Regions from separate parts of the Homo sapiens genome. Here region 2 is linked to region 1. Evidence: chromatin contacts called from ENCODE Hi-C data. All regions are on one chromosome and are shown on one strand. Each heading gives the region's core, a stretch centred on a gene start or an enhancer-like site at or near the end of the contact. The rest is flanking DNA. Distances are from core to core; before and after follow the strand shown.

What was found. Hi-C counts contacts between places; a loop is a spot of excess contacts on that map. Pooled maps may share reads with other maps.
Region 2: a map with no recorded cell type shows a loop between it and region 1 (6-fold over the local background). The contact joins two enhancer-like sites. A Hi-C loop is called at or near these places in 2 of 37 single-sample maps with no recorded cell type and 2 of 50 pooled maps.

Annotation. Positions count from the first base shown.
Region 1 is chr5:57,496,873-57,502,237 of GRCh38, forward strand. RMEL3 (enriched in melanoma 3) reads left to right here. Exons shown (of 4, transcript NR_186596.1): 3 at 1-45. Among named protein-coding and RNA genes, the nearest start is that of ACTBL2, 17 kb to the left of the region's middle. Within about 2 kb of position 2,730, at least 3 of the 41 ENCODE cell types and tissues checked have a DNase peak (open chromatin) inside an H3K27ac peak, as active enhancers do.
Region 2 is chr5:56,667,868-56,673,232 of GRCh38, forward strand. No RefSeq gene overlaps it. Among named protein-coding and RNA genes, the nearest start is that of C5orf67, 64 kb to the left of the region's middle. RefSeq lists a silencer at 2,335-2,629 and an enhancer at 2,579-2,628. Within about 2 kb of position 2,289, at least 15 of the 41 ENCODE cell types and tissues checked have a DNase peak (open chromatin) inside an H3K27ac peak, as active enhancers do.

The sequences.
Region 1 (5,365 bases), core at 1,480-3,979:
AGAAGAAAACATGAGACCCTGAAAATAAAAACCTCAACCCAGAAGGTATGCCAAAGAAATCTCCAGGGCGACGGGGAGGGAGATGCAGATGCCATAGCTGTGAAACTAGCTTGGAGAGCAGCAAATCCCAGAAGTGGGGCACAGAGGCTCCAGAAAAATGTTTCAAAGGGAAGGATGAAGGCTTATAGAATACCTGATTGCTTGAATGCGTTGAAAAAAATATTTATTCCTAGAAGTCTGGGAATGAATATTCATTAATATTGGATGAAGAAAATAGACTTTTATTGGCCGGGTGCAGTGGTTCATGCCTGTAATCCCAGCACTTTTGGAGGCCGAGGCGGGCGGATCACGAGGTCAGGAGATCAAGACCATCCTGGCTAACACAGTGAAACCCCGTCTCTACTAAGAATACAAAAAAAAAAAAAAAAAAAAAAATTAGCCAGGCGTGGTGGCGGGAGCCTGTAGTCTCAGCTACTTGGGAAGCTGAAGCAGGAGAATGGCGTGAACCCGGGAGGCGGAGCTTGCAGTGAGCAGAGATCGTGCCACTGCACTCCAGCCTGGGTGGCAGAGCCAGACTCCGTCTCAAAAAAAACAAAAACAAAAACAAAAATTAGACTCTCATTAAAGCAGAAAAAATATTTTGGTAATCTTACCATCCAGAGATAATCACTATTCTTGTTTTTACGTACATAGTTGAGACCTTTATGTATGTTAAATTTTGTATCTTTCTCACACATCCATATCACGAACATTTCCTCTAAATTATATAAAACATAAGCAAGAAATAAATTGATAAAGAGGAGCTTATGGTACATATCTTTTATAGGTCCTTTCCTTCTATAAGGTAAAATAATTTAATGAATTGGACTAGATACAATATTCTGAAATTGGGTGGAGGGTAGTGCCAATTTTAAATTATCCTGTCTACCTATCAAGTCATGTTTGCTTTTATTGGGTGGGTGCTCAGAATATGTGATCCTTGAAGAAATAAGCATCCATGTCTATGGAGACATGACATCACCTTTGGGAAAATGACTTTGTGACAATTTATCTTACTGTATTTGACAATAACAGTGACATGTTATATATGCAGAGTGCTGCTTATGAACTTTTAAGAGCTTTCTCTTGCTGTATCTCACTCAATTCTGACAATAACTCCATGAAGTAGGTAAATAGACAATTTTTTGTATCCCCAAAACATTAATATTTAATATAATGTAAATGTTACTAACAGTGTCTATCTTAAATAACACCTTGCATTTCTTCAGGATAGTGCTTTCTCAGGTAATATTGCATGAGATTCTTTGTTTAGGAGAATTGGGCTATAGGAAATTCATAGAAATGCTGGAATGCTAATGGAAATTTCATGCCTTGCCTATTTCTCTCCATCCACCCATCCATCCATCCATCCATCCATCCATCCTCCATCCATTGACTTGTAGTCTGACGGCTATAAAAGAGGTCACATGGATTATCAGATAATTCTTCTTTTTGGCCAATTGTGGAATCATGTCTTAGTGATAACACAGGTTTCTCTTCTCTTGCTCTGATGGTAGTTCCCTCAACATTTTCCCTTGGAATAAAATAAGGTCTGGATAGTAGTATTTGCAGGACCCCAGCAAGGGTAGAGGTGGGAAGTGGGAAAGGATGCTCCATTAAAACAGTGAGGAGGAAGAGCCATCCGATTTTATGCAGCTGCAAACTGAATGATGAACTGGACTGGGATCTGCAGGACTTGATGGGCCAGTCAGAATAAAATGTCCTAGTCTTTTTAAACAACAGTTTCTTTGCCTAAAACACAGAAATAGAATTCACACCTATTTCAAAGGCATGTTGTGAAGATCAAAATAAGTTTTTGCATCATTTTAAGATGTTTTGGAACCCTTGTGTTAAAGGAATTGGAAGCTTTCTACCTCTGGTGCATGAAAAATAACCAAAGTTCAGCCCATGCAGCCATGAAGAAGCTTGAGAAAGACCACCGCTAAGAATGGAAAGGGGGCCTATAACTCTGGTACACTATACTCCTGCAGCCCAAGAGCCAGCTTCTCCAAAAACTACAGGACGGAAGTGCAAAATCCCTCTCTATGCTCTTCTCAAAGCTCTTAGAGAAGTCCTTTTGGCTCTGTTATCCGCATGGGTTCTCTGTGTGTGTGTGTGTGTGTAGGAATAACAGCATGTTTGGCTGGTGGAACACCTCTGTCTTCTGAACCCTGGTTCTTCTTGATTTTCCTTTAATTAGAGTTGATTTAATTATTAAAGTTTCCTATTTTTTTTTAAGAAGGCAAGGAGTTCTATTGATTTATAATTTCCCTAGAGCTTATTGTTGTCTTGCTATGACCCAAAGAAAAGCGTGTGTGGAAAGAGAGGTCCTATCAGAGAGTTCTGAGGCCACTGATTGACCCTCCTCTTTCTACCCTAACTAAATATGAAAATAAAAGCAGGCAGCAAACATCTGTTATCTTTATCAGAAACCTGGACTTTCAGTTTCATACCACACACGTGAAATGGAGAAAACAAATTAACTGAAGGCACTGTAGACTCTGAGTCACATAGATGTATTTTTAATTTTAAACAATTGCTTGTCACAAAACTCAAAGTATTTTTTTTTCTTTTCAGTGTAGGAACGTGGGAAATGAGTGCGTAGTGTGCCTGCAGGGCTTGGACCTCGTGCCCTTGGAGCTAGGAACACGGTGCTTTTGGGATTCTCTTTCTATCCCCTAGATGGCAGCAACATTCTTTAGAGCCTAACTGGTAAAAACAAACAAACAAACAAAAAAAACACCTATGGAAAAGCTGCAAGTCCTGCCTGTTTAGTCTTGGCTTTCAAATTTACATAGTACCTTTACTGTGCTATTTATGTGACTGCTTGGCTTAGTGAGTCTACTATTTATTAATGAGAATACATGACTTTCTCTGTTGTATGGAAAAATAATGGTTTTGTATATCTAGGTCTGTTGGTATCTCTAGACCAGGGTTTCTCGCATTGACATGATTGACGTTTTGGGCTGCATAATTCTTTGTGGTAGGGAGCTGTGCATTGAAAGATGTTTAGCAGCATCCTTGGCTTTTACCCACCCACTAGATTCCAGTGGTACTTCTTCCCTCCCCACCTCAGTCATGACAACCAAAAATGTCTCCAGATATTGCCAAATATTTCCCGGGGGGCAAAATCAGCCCTGGCTGAGAACCACTGAATTAGGTTGTTTTACTTATCTCCAAAGATTAGCTCCTGTATTACTATCATTTAATTTTGTAGGGATGGTTAAATTAAAGCATATCTACTTACACTTTTTCTTTTCTTTTTCTTTTTTTTTGAGATGGAGTCCTGCTCTGTCACTCAGGCTGGAGTGTAGTGGTGCGAACTTGGCTCACTACAACCTCTGCCTCCTGGGTTTAAGCAATTTTCCTGCCTCAGCCTCCCAAGCAGCTGGGATTACAGGTGCCTGCCACCATGCCCAGCTAATTTTTGTATTTTTAGTAGAGACAGGGTTTCACCATGTTCACCAGGCTGATCTCGAACTCCTGACCTCAAGTGATCTGCTCACCTCGGCCTCTCTACTTATAATTTAAATATATTCTATTTTTTTATTTGTTTGCTTGGGGGATACTTTTTCTGGAGGAGAAAGAAATGAGGCTGAAAAGACAAAGATACATGTAAAGACGTTGCACATCTTACCTCCAAATGAGAAGATTGAGGTTTTCAAATTATAGCTTCCTATTAATAATAGCCACACATATATACTTTTGTTACTTTTTATTCCTTTTGATTTTAACTAGCCTGGCTGAATATGAATGATGGGAAGGAGAAAAGCAAAAGGGGGTTATACTTGAAAATTGTTTTAGTCTATGAAAAAGGCTCAAAGAATTATAGAAGGATTGTGGAGATCACTCGGTCCAACTTGTGAGCCTTAAATCTGGGGTGCAGTAGTTATGGTGTAAGCTGAGGAGGAGCCAGGGCAGTATCATCACAGGTGCTCAGCCCAATGGCCTCTCCTTGGTGAGGAAGGTGAAGCCAATTTGAAAGCAAAGAGAGAGATTCGGTTCTCTGCAAAAAACAAACAAAACCAAAGCCAGTCCCTCCTCCACCCAATCTTCCATTGTAAATTCTGAGAAGGGAGCACCAGGCCTGGAGGATGCTGTCAGAACAGGACTCCTGAGGAATTAGATGCACCCGAGATGGCGATGGGACCCAGGTGTAATAACCAACACTCCACCTTCTATTAAATAGGAACTTTCTTCTGATTTGTTCCAAACACTCCCCACACTCGGAGAGCATTCCAGTGAAGTGGGTGGAGAAGGAAACAGATGTGAGACCAGATGCAGATCTGAACAAATTTGTTAGGTGAGTTCACGGATCCTTCCTTCTTTGGGAAGTGTTAGAGAAAGGAGGGAATTTCTGGAAACCAACCAAGTCAGTCTTGGAGATATATCCAGAGAACTCCATCAGCTATGAAGGGACCATGTTCCCACCTTTAGAACAGATATGATCTACAAAATAGAGCAAATGCTTTTTCTGGCGAGGAAGGACAGAGGGCAGAAAATGAGGTCCAAATAGAGTGGTTTGAGTTGTCCTCATCTGAGCCTAAACAGTTATGATGGAATCTCAGGAGGAGCCACATGGTATGAAAGGGTTTAATATTGAGTGAGCCTGGAGGAGGGACAGTATTGAAAGCCCAGCTCAGATGTACAGGATGTGTCTGTTCTTTAAAGATACTGATGCATTTCTCTTGAATTTTTCTACACTGCTGGGTCAAGCTATGTCAAGAATCTCTGTCTCATTGGGAAATGAGATATTTTCTACAATCTGTTTTTTTCTCTCATGATTCCCGTCGAGTTAAAGGCTGACATCTCATCAAGCAGCTCAACAGCCCCAGAGAGAGAGAGCGAGAGATCCCTTAGAGAGCTGGGCCCCAGGGAGAGACACATCTGAGGAACTCTCCCTGCATTGACTTGGCTTTGTGGCCTCTGTCCGAGGTTTTCAGATCTTATCAAATAGTGTCTCATTTGCACTGCAGTGCATGTCACAAAGCCCTGTGGATGCAAAGGAGGTGACAGCAAAAAAGGTTAACAGCAAACTGGGGACAGTGCCAGGAATGGAACTTGATTCCTTAATTCTTGTTCCAGAACCCAAGCAGCCTGGCTTTGCCAGGGCCAGCCTGGGTCTGTTCATAGAGCTGTCATTTGGCTTTTGGTCGTTTATATACCATTTGCTAACTGTTCATAATTCCAGTGCAATTTTCCTCAGAACATGGGAAACAAAGACAGCGAAACAAGGGGCTTTTATGTTTTTCTGTGCTGTCGTCAGTGGATGAAGTTGGCTGGGCAAGAGTACAAGCTTTTTCTTGCTACACTTGATGGAGTTTCC
Region 2 (5,365 bases), core at 1,039-3,538, 830 kb before region 1:
AATATTATTGTGATATTTTATATTTTAATATAAAATATTCAATTATATTAATATTAAAATATTCTAATATTTTAATGCTATGCTTTTAAAAATCAAATTACAAGTTGTATAAAATTTTAATAGAACCAGGGCCAAGATTAGGGGGAGGAAAGTGAGGAAAGGGTATATACACATGCAGGATCAGATCCTCTCTTTATTTTAAATTTTCATCCTTTGTTCATCAGGGATTTTGTTTTCATTAATTTTGATTTTTAAAAGACTACTTTATAGTGCAGTTTATCTTAACCACGAAGTTTTTTGACATCCCCCTCGACCCCTTTTTTTTTTTTTGTATCCCAGGCAAGTGCCTCACTCAATATCACCTTAGTTATGGCCCTGCCAGTTGAGGGGGCTCAGGGAAAAAGACTTATCTTTCTACATTAAACATGTCAGTTTAGAAGCTCTTCCAAACCAAAAGGTAAGTTCTTTTCCCAAGCAGAATTTTGTCTTCAAACTCCTGCCAATTTTGAGAAGAATTTTTTTCTTGTGACCCCTCCCTCATTAGGCTATGAGATCCTTCAGAATAGAAAATGATGCTGTATCCGCTTCCATAGCCCCAGCACCCAGACTTGGTAGATGAATTATAAATATTTACTGCATACAAGGATCCAGTGCAGAGCTTTGTAAATTCCATTTGTTATTTGTTGAATATATTCACAGGTTTTCTTTTTATGTTAAAATCAAACATCTTAGAAAACCAGCTGGCAAGTACCTGAAGACATCATTTAATCTAATCTTTTCATTTTGTACATTGGGAAGCTGAGGCCAACCTCCATGGTTATACTTGCAGGCAAGTTGCTTAGAGTTTATCCAAAAAAATGATATTTCTGATTGTCAGGGTACTAAATAATTTTGGTAGCATCCCAGTAAGCAGAACAGAGTAAAATTCTCCCAGGGGTTCATGAAGCCCCTGCAATAACACAATGCTACTAATTAATTAATTAATACAATGCTGTTATTTCTGCCAACAGAAATCTCAGAATATGAAAAACACACAAGAGAGGCTAAATGGGAAAATTACTGACACCCAAGCCAATGACCTGAGTCAGAACAACTTTTATCAGAATGAAGCGCAGAAATATTAATATCAAGAAGCTGAACTTTTAAATCAAAGCCAGAAAATGTATTTGCCCAAGGTAAAGGCATGAGCAGAAGGTTTACAGAGAGAAGGACAATGATGATAAGGAAAGCTTGCTTCTTTACAATGAATGCATTGTGACAAACTCGTGAGGCACCAAGCAAGCTGACAAGGGTCCCTTCTTCCTTGCACCTAGGACAGTTTGGCTAAAGGACATCTAGGGTGACACGCCTCAGACAGTCCGCATTAATTTCACATCCTGGAATAGCCCGAAGAACCTGTCCAACCTGACTGTCAGCCTTTTCAAAATCACTTTTGGAATTCTTTGTTCAATCCTGCTTGGTTTACACTGGAACGTCTCTTCTGGGACTTCTCTGGTGACTTGATCTTTGTCCACAATGACATAGCCCAGGAGACCCACCAATACCCAGATTTGCCCAGTGGGTGACACTAATATTAGATCCAATTAGAAGTGTCAATTCAAAACAGATGAAGGACACATTTACACACAAGTCAGGGCTGCCACAAATTCATTTCTTCCTCACAATATCCTCTAGCAGAAAAAAGGGCAAACTGACCTTGAAGAAACCTCCTTTTTTTTATCGGTTACCATGGCAGCATGAACCGTCTCTCCCCAGGGCACCTGCCCATGGGTTTGCACCTGCCAGCTGGTAGCAAGAGTGCACCAGCAGCCTTGGTTCCCAGTGGCTGTGCTCACATCATCAACAAAGGTACCAGCAGTGCCAATTGGCTTCACGATATGGATACCTGCCCGCTAAGCATTGGCCTGGAGCTCGGGGACTTTCACAAAGGCCAGCCAACAGCTGGCAGGCAGGAACCTCCAGGTCATTGTCATCCTGGGCTGAATTGGAACATGCACTTGGGAGACAAAGGCTCTGTCTGTAACCACAGCATCCCTTCCTCCCTGGGTGTTTTATTTTCAGCTCTGGGTCCCCTGCTATGGGAAGGCCATGTGGCTGAAGGTGTCTTTCTTGTTTTTTTTTCCCCCCCCTCCTTTAGCATTGTCCTGCCTTGTGCATGGTGCAGAAAAGCTTTCTCTGTCCCATGTCTAGTTTTATTGCAAATCAGAGAGCTCACCATAAGTCATCCTGGGCCAGTGGGTTCAGAGGTGGAGCTGGTAACCAGAGGCCATGTCAAACTTCCTCCTCTGGCTCCATACCAAGGCCTCGGAGGATTTTTTGTCACATGAGGTTACTGTAGTTTCACATCCTCTAAAGCAAAGCTCTGTCGAAACTCTCTATTCTCACATGGCTTCAGCTCAAACAACCACCCTACTCAGCTGCCTTCCTAACCCTTTCAAGCCGTGAATCAGGAGACCTGGGTTCCAGTTTCAGCTCAGTCTGCGTGCCCCAGAGCAATGACGGGGCCTCAACTTCTTTATCATGAAAATTAAGAGGCCAAAGTACCTTTCACTCAGGTTCCTTTCAACTCTCTCTCCCCTATCTTAAAAAAAAAAAAAAAACAACAGCTTATTTTTCCTGTTGCTTTTAGAAGAAACTCTTAACCTGAGACTCTCTAAAAATGAATAGAGATTATTGTGGTTTAAAAAATAAATGGCTACACACAGCAACCTGACTGTATCTCAAAAATATTATGGTAAATGAAAGAAGCTTCACATACAAAAGAGCTCATACTGTATGGTATTATTAACATGGAATTCAAAAATAGGCAAAACTAATCTACAGTTTTAAAAATTAGAATAGTGGTTGCCTCTGGCTGTGAGGTAGGAGCAGGGATTACCTGGGAAGGGGCAAGAAAGAATTTTCTGAGATGAAGGTTATATTTTATATCCGGTTAGGACTGGGTCACACAAGTAAGCCTTCATCAAAACTCACAGACTGCTACTCTTGAGAGGATCAATAGAGGTAATAAAGCAATTATAGCAAAATATTAATTGCAGGATCCAAGTTGTGAGTAAATGGGTATACCCTGTTTAATTCCTTCAACTTTCCTGTAATTTGGGAATCTTCATACTAAAATGTTAGAAAAAAACACGTTCTAATACATTTCAAAATTCCTGTCTCACTCATTCTCTCCTTTCTTCCATCCCCTCCCTCTTTCTTGACATGTGACCTTCTTTTCCCATTAAATGAGTCAATGGAAATGGGAATATTTATTGATTTGAGCAGTTAAGTCACCAGTGCTCTGTGATGACTAACTACTTTATCATTCATTGCCCATGGCTTTCAAGGGAAGAGGACAAGCTCTGTGCATCTTTCTCAAAGAAAGCGTTCCTACCTGTAAAAGTCTGTTAGAAAGGACTGCAGATTTAATAAGCATCTTTCAAGAGCTCTGTCCCCATTCCAACTCACCCCAACCCTCCAGCCCCAACACATTTGTTAAAAATTCACATTCAGAGATGCAGGACCCTCAACCTTGGACTTCCCAGACTCCAGAACTGTAGGACATAAACCTCTTGTCTTTACTTTAAAAAATAATAATAACATTCAGTCCCTTTTTTGAAGGTTTTTATCAGGATATCTCAAACTTAACACTGAAAGGAGGTAGCAAAATTTCTGTTTCCTCCATGTCTTTGTACTTGTAGAAATGGAGGCACAAAGGTAAGACACAGGTGTGACCAGGCCCTTCGAGTGGTTCAGCTGACTGAATATACACCTAGAGACCCTAAAACAAGCCACAGGGGTGAGAAATCAGAGAATTAGGAATGCGCAATTTAAAAGCACTGCGGTTTCCAATGTGAATTGACTGGAACTGAGGTTAAAGAAGAATTTCAGCATTTTTTGGTCACCAGTTTCTCAATGGACCATTTCCTGTCCTCTCACTGTCAAGTTTAGAGAATAAAACAAACCTCAAGGATGTATCTCTGCTCCACACCCTGTCTCAAGGCAAAGTTAGTGGTCACCAACAGCAAGATAGCACACACTGCATCTACAAATGTATGTGACATATCTTCACATTTTGTGTGTGTGTGTGTGTGTGTGTGACCACAACTTCAAAGAAACGAACAAAAGAAGCAACCAATAATCATAATGAAGAGGTTAAATTTTACCAGAGCCAATTGGGCAGAGAAAAAAAATCCAAAAACACAATGAAAACAAAGAATATTAGACCTGTTAAAAAATAATAATAAAAACCTTAGAGTTCATTTTAGTCAAACTTTTCATTTTGCAGAAAAAGAAACTGGATCTCAAATTTCCAATTTAATGAAAGTTATGTCTGAGAATATAAATCTGAGACCTGATCTCACCACCAGAAAATAGGGTTGGAATTGACCTTATAAATAATATATCTAAGCCCCTCAGTTCACTGGTGAGGAAACTGAGGTTCAAAGAAATTTCAGGGACTACTTCGAGTCCACACTGTTACTTAGTAGGACTAACTCCCATGTGTTTATGCTTCTGAGGAAGACAGCTTCGGTACCTTCCTTCCCTGTCCAAATCCTATCGGCAGCCTTTATCACTCTTTCGTTCTTTGAAATGAGCAGTTGATGTTTTTCTCATGTTCTTATACAAATAACCACCTTAATTCAGCTTAGAGACCCACATCTCCTTTCCAACCAGATTAGTATCCCTTACAGAAATTCAGGCACTGAGTCTCCCTCTGTCGCTCAGGCTGGAGTGCACAACCTCAGCTTACTGCAACCTCTGCCTCCTGGGTTCCAGTGATTCTCCTGCCTCAGCCTCCTGAGTAGCTGGGATTACAGGCATGCACCACTACGCCCAGCTAATTTTTGTATTTTTAGTAAAGACAGGGTTTCACCATGTTGGCCAGGCTGGTCTAGAACTCCTTACCTCAAGTGATCTGCCTGCCTCAGCCTCCCAAAGAGCTGGGATTACAGGCATGAGCCACTGCATCTGGCTACATCCAGGCAATTTTAAATACCTGTCTGTGTTTTATAACCACTCCAAGCTGGTCAGCCTCAAGGAAATCAACTAGGAGAGTTCAGAGTTTTTCCATGTTAAATTCTGACTCTATTTACCAAAGCAAACAAATTAAGGTACTGAAAGACTTTAGTAAACACAAATATTTTTACTTGTGGTTACAGAGGCTTTGCAAGAGCTCTTGTTCTTAGCAGTGATTATGTTGAGCCATTCATTTCATTCACGTAATAGTCTGACAAAATGTGAATGCCTACCATGTGTCCAGTACTTTCTAGGTGATGGAGACGCAGCAGGGAACAAAGTTTCTGCACTCTTGGATCTCATATCTACTGCAAGAAACAGACAAGCAATAAACAAGTATAGCCATAATATGTCAGATATTGAT